2 separate regions of the Homo sapiens genome follow, and region 1 is linked to region 2. Evidence: read pairs that join two places in POLR2A ChIA-PET (ENCODE). Cell type or tissue: Panc1. All regions are shown on one strand. Each heading gives the region's core, and the rest is flanking DNA. Links, peaks and the distances in the headings are about the cores only. Region 1 holds the start of OR4D11 (olfactory receptor family 4 subfamily D member 11). Region 2 overlaps LOC102723575 (a long non-coding RNA gene).

Region 1 (2,910 bases), core at 270-2,769, 50 kb after region 2:
AATAATGACATTTATCTTTGGTTGCACATTTATTCTCTGCCAGGTATCATATATTTCATGTATACCATCTCATTTTGTCCTTTACAACAACCTCATGAGATGGATATTATAACGAGAATCTTTGCGTAGGTGAACTATGACCTTTGGAGAGAGAGGTGAAATAACTTGCTCAAGATCGCACAGCTGGTGGATGGCAGAGATAGGATTCATACCTGGGTCTGTATGACTCTGAAATTAGAGCTTTCATCCACCATGCTTTACTGCTCTCCCAGATAATAACACTAGCCTATACTGCCTCTTCACAAACACTAGAAGTTTGAAAAAATAGACCGGGTAGAGTTTTTTCTTCTTAAACTCTCCCATTCTCTCTTTCCAGTGAAAAGAAATGTGAATTCTCAATGGTGAGGCCAAGGCAAAACTGACCCTTGTAAGGCTGCAACTGGAAAATCGGTCCTTTGATGGTAGAGATAAATTGCTTCATGTGTGTGGTTTCTGAAGTTTTGCCTTTATCCAAACTCATCATGAGAATGTGTGGCATGTCTAGTTCTGCATTAAGATATATACCTTTAGGCCATGATGAGAAATCTTCCCAAGCCTCATCAATCTTGATAGGAATCCAGGAGGATAACCATTATGTTCCTATGAAGTTCTCAGTAGCTCATGAGCCCACTTTAGTTTAATTCAGCAGAGGCCAATTTCTCAATCTGCAATAGGCTATGCATACCCACATATATGTACTCCAGAGGCATTGATCATGAGATCCTTCTGGAACAGGATTATAGTTTGGTATAGACAGGTCCAACAATGTAATAAATTACATTCATGTGGTGGAAGAACAATGGGTTGAGCATCTGAAGATGTCTCTGTAATTAACTTAATATAAGACCTTGAACACATCACTTTATCTCTCTGGGCTTTTATTTCCTTATCTTCTGAAAAAAATGTTGGACTTAATCATCTTATCTGCCTGCCATATAGCTGTCTTGATTGACATAAGGTTACTTGGTCTTTGGAAAAGTAACAGTCAGTTCACTCCTATAACACTAGTTAGTTCATGCTGCACAGAAGCTTAGGTTATCAGTTATCTACTAACTGAAATAGGAAGACAAATTGTTCATAGTCAGTATAGTTGGTTTACTGACAATGTATCTGAGTATGTAAATGTGAATTCATGGGAAAAATAATATAAGGTGTCCTTGGTGATGAAGAGCTGAATTTGTTTTCTTTTCTTTTTTTTTTTTTTTGAGACAGAGTCTCACTGTGTTACCAGGTTGGAATGCAGTGGCGCGATCTCGGCTCACTGCAACCTCTGCCTCTTGGGTTCAAGTAATTCTCCTGCCTCAGCCTCCCGAGTAGCTGGGACCACAGGCGCCTGCCACCACGCCCAGCTAATTTTTTGTATTTTTAGTAGAGACGAGGTTTCACCGTGTTAACCAGGATGGTCTCGATCTCCTGACCTCGTGATCTGCCCGCCTCGGCCTCCCAAAAAAATTACAGGCATGAGCCACCGCGCCCGGCCTCTTTTTTTTTTTTTTTTTGAGATGGAGTCTTGCTGTGTTGCCAGGCTGGAATGCAGTGACGCAATCTTGGCTCACTGCAACCTCTGCCTCCTGGGTTCAAGTAATTCTCCTGCCTCAGCCTCCTGGTAGCTGGGACTACAGGTGCGCACCATCATGCCCAGCTAATTTTTGTATTTTTAGTAGAGACAGGGTTTCACCATGTTGGCCAGGATGGTCTCGATCTCTTGACCTCATGATCCACCCGCCTTGGCCTCCCAAAGTGCTGGGGTTACAGCTGTGAGCCACCGCGCCTGGCCTGGATTTGTTTTCTATTCCCTTTCAGAAGGCACGAGTCTTCTCTTCAGTCTTCTCATGGCTGACTTCATTTCCTGGTTCCTCAGAGTGTAGATCAAAGGGTTCAGCAGAGGGGAGATGACAGTGAAGGTGACAGAGATGGCCTTTTCTGTGGGGAGGGCAGTGAAGGGCCGGGCATAGACATAGATGCAGGGCACAAAATGCAGGGTCACCACAGTGATGTGGGAGGTGCAAGTGGAGATGGCTTTCCTCCTGCCCCCTCCTGCCTGAGACCTCAGCGTCATTAGGATGACTGTGTAGGACACAAGCAGGAAGATAAACCACAGGGTAGTGACCAGGCCATTGTTGGAAATCATCAAGAACTCAAGAGCAAAAGTGTCAGTGCAAGTGAGTTTGAGGACCTGGGGGACATCGCAGTAGAAAGTGTCAAGAACATTGGGTCCACAGAAAGGGAGAGGCAGCAACAGGGAGATCTGCACGATGGAGTGGACAAAGCCCCCCATCCAAGAGGCAGAGATGAGGGCAGTGCATTGCCCTCTACTCATGATGGTCACATAGTGCAGGGGCTTGGAGATGGCCATGTAGCAGTCAAACGCCATCACAGAGAGAGAAAAAATGTCTGCCCCACCAAGGAGGTGGAAGAGAAATATCTGTGTCATGCAGCTTGTATAGGATATGGTCTTTTTCTTTGACAGAAGGTCCAGCAAGACTTTAGGAGCAGTTGTGGAGGAGAAGCAGATGTCAAGGATGGCTAGATTGCGGAGCAGGAAGTACATGGGGGTGTGAAGGCGAGACTCACAGGTCACGGTGACCATGATGAGGAGGTTTCCCAGCAGAGTCGTCATGTACACAAGACATAAAAAAAGAAACAAGACCAAACTCTGGTCTTGGGATTGAGTAAGTCCCAGAAATATAAATTCTTTTACTCTGGTGACATTTCCCAACTCCATTGAATCATGTTTTCTCTTTCCTGAATATCTTGGAAAAAATAATGTTATTTCAGAAAGTGTTTACTCTCTCTTAACAGATTCAAGTATTAGGTCTGAAAACTTGTGAGATATTACAATTTCAAGTTTATTGCCAATGCATGTAAAAT
Region 2 (2,910 bases), core at 161-2,660:
CTTCGCGATTACAATTCTGAGTCTTTTTGCTGATTTCTTGAGAGATGAACCGGCAAAATTGACAATGAGCAGGCGTTCAGCAAAATCGAGTCTTCATTTCTCCTTTTCTCCCATCATAGACGATAAAGACCCAAAAAGTAACCTCCTTCCTGACCTGCTCCGCGCCCTTACTGGAATTTCCCAGGAGGAATCCTCCCAGATTTAAGACATTTGACCGGGCCTCCGGGTAAACAGCGGGATTGCTAATTCCAGTTTTGGTCTTTGAGGAGTCAGTCCTAGAGCTTCTTGTGGGAGAAGCAGTGATGAAAAATTAGGTTTCCAATAATCGATTGGACTCAGTAAGTGGCTACTTACTGAGTGCAAACCGCACTCTCGGAACTAAGCAAGTACTGGGGCCGCAAAGACAAAGTCTCGGCCCTCAGTGGAACTGGAAGACGCGCAAAACAGAAGACCCTAGTCACGCGCGTTGGTGGTGGGATGCCAGCCTTTGCGGACCCCGGAGGACTTGGTCGGCACCCGAATTAAGAGCCAAGTTTTCCAGGGAGTGATGATGCCTGAACCGAGCTGTGGATAGCGACTGGGCACCTGAAGACTTGGAAAGAGGTTTCTAGCCGAGGGAAGAGCAAATGGAAAATGATGATATTTACTAACCTTGGGCATCTGACCATTTAGCTAAAGCATCCATTGAAAGATTTTGATCAGGCAAGCTACAGGCTGGATTTTATCTTTTTAGGGAGTCTGTTACCTTGGTAGCTGTGTCCCAGACGTACCTAATTAGTCAATTCTATAATTCGACCTGTTTCTTCATAACTTCTTTGCCATCTCATTTCTTAAAGCATTGGATCCCTTGAAAGAGAATTAAGCTGGGCATTGTGGCTCACGCCTGTAATCCCAGCACTTTGGGAGGCCGAGGCGGGAGGATCATTAGGTCAGGAGATCAAGACTGTCTTGGCTAACACAGTGAAACCCCGTCTCTACTAAAAAATACAAAAAAAAAAAAAAAAAAAAAATTAGCCAGGCGTGGTGGCGGGTGCCTGTAGTCCCACCTACTCGGGAGGCTGAGGCAGGAGAATGGTGTGAACCCAGGAGGCGGAGCTTGCAGTGAGCAGAGATCGAGCCACTGCACTCCAGCCTGGGCGACAGAGAGAGACTCCGTCTCAAAAAAAAAAAAAAAAAAAAAAAAAAAAAAGAAAGAAATTAAAGCATTTCTGTATATGAGCATATATAAACATATATCCTTTAATAATACATATAATTATATATAAATCTTGTTTGCGTATACATGGAAGGTCTATAAAGATAGAAAATAACCTGATAAAAAGGCTACATTTTGAGGAATGGCAATGAAGCCTGTGAGAGGACGTTTTCACTATTTTCTTTTTCTTTTCTTTTCTTTCTTCTTTCTTTCTTTTCTTTCTTTTTTTCTTTCTTTCTTTCTTTCTTTCTTTCTTTCTTTCTTTCTTTCTTTCTTTCTTTTTCTTTCTCCTTCCTTCCTTTCTTTCTTTCTTTCTTTTTTCTTTTTTTTCTTTTTTTGTCGCCCAGGCTGGAGTGCAATGGCGCGACCTCGGCTCACTGCAACCTCCTCCTCTCGGGTTCAAGCGATTCTCCTGCCTCAGCCTCCTGAGTAGCTGGGACTACAGGCGCCCGCCACCATGCCCGGCTAATTTTTGTATTTTTAGTAGACACGGGGTTTCACCATGTTGGTCAGGCTGGTCTGGAACTCTTGACTTCACGTGATCCGCCTGCCTCAGCCTCCCAAAGTGCTGGGAAAAATATGATTTGTTATTAACAAAATATTCCATGCTTCTGGGATGGCAGAAGTGGCACCTTAGATCAAAGCTTCCTTTGAAGTTTTTCTATAAAGAGCCAGAAGAAAAGGGTTAAATCACACACTTCCTCCTCTGCGGGACTCCCTCCTTGCCTCATTGTTTTGGATGGGAGTTGTTGGTATTGAAAAATCACAAATTTGACAGGTGCAGTTTTCACAAATGAAGATGTGGATCCCTAGGCATCAGATGGCAAGCCTCGGCTCAAGGAAGAAAACTAAAACCAGACCCCTTGGAAAGGAGGTGCCTGTGTCTCGTGAGGTCAGTCCCACGGGGTTATGAGCCTTTGGTCTGTTTCTTTCCAAACCTCTGAACCTCCACTTCTTTTTTTTCTTCTTCTTTTTTTTTTTTTTGAGACGGAGTCTCGCTCTGTCGCCCAGGCTGGAGTGCAGTGGCGCAATCTCAGCTCACTGCAACCTCCGCCTCCTGAGGTCAAGCTATTCTCCTTCCTCGGCCTCCTTAGTAGCCAGGATTAAAGGCGCACGCCACCATGCCCGGCTAATTTTTGTATTTTTAGTAGAGACGGGGTTTCACCATGCTGGCCAGGCTGGTCGCGAACTCCTGACCTCGCGATCCACCCGCCTCGGTGTCCCAAAGTGCTGGGATTATAGGCGTGAGCCACCACGCCCGGTGAACCTCCACTTCTTACAAAAGTGCCAGGTACACTGAGTTACTGAGTACAGTAACTGAGTAACACTGGTCACTGAGTACAGCTTTGAATGAATAAGAGCATGAAGATGCGTTTCCTGTTCTGGGACTGACCAGCTTGATAGGCACCAAACACAGACCAAAAGTCTCAAACTCTTAACTGTATCAAGTGTTAACTGTGTGGTAGTGGACTGCTTAACACTGGGAAGTAGGCCGGATGCGGTGGCTCACACCTGTAATCCCAACATTTTGAGACGCTGAGGCGGGCGAATCGCTTGAGGCCACGAGTTCGAGAGAAGGCTAACCAACATGGCGAAATCCCACCTCTACAAAAAAATACAAAAATTAGCCGAGCGTGGTGGCACGCGCCGGTAATCCTAGCAACTCGGGAGGCTGGGACAAGAGAATCGCTTGAATCCGGGAGGCGGAGGTTGCG

Evidence for each region. Peaks named below come from ENCODE experiments on the same cell type or tissue, not always from the same donor. Only the 100,000 strongest peaks of a DNase experiment are listed, where the experiment ranks them.
Region 1: POLR2A ChIA-PET joins it to region 2 with 6 read pairs; 5 of 35 experiments call an interaction of 5 or more read pairs at or near these places.

The regions. Positions count from the first base shown.
Region 1 is chr11:59,503,430-59,506,339 of GRCh38, reverse strand. It overlaps OR4D11 (olfactory receptor family 4 subfamily D member 11), which reads right to left and starts at 2,764. Exons shown (of 1, transcript NM_001004706.1): 1 at 1,829-2,764. The coding sequence starts at 2,764. The coding sequence ends at 1,829. In Panc1, for the core only: no CTCF peak of the experiment used is centred there; no DNase peak of the experiment used is centred there.
Region 2 is chr11:59,553,454-59,556,363 of GRCh38, reverse strand. All of the region lies in intron 3 of LOC102723575 (a long non-coding RNA gene), which reads right to left. Among named protein-coding and RNA genes, the nearest start is that of TRK-TTT5-1, 1.5 kb to the left of the region's middle. RefSeq lists a silencer at 1-8. In Panc1, for the core only: no CTCF peak of the experiment used is centred there; no DNase peak of the experiment used is centred there; H3K4me3 peaks cover 962 bases; H3K27ac peaks cover 795 bases.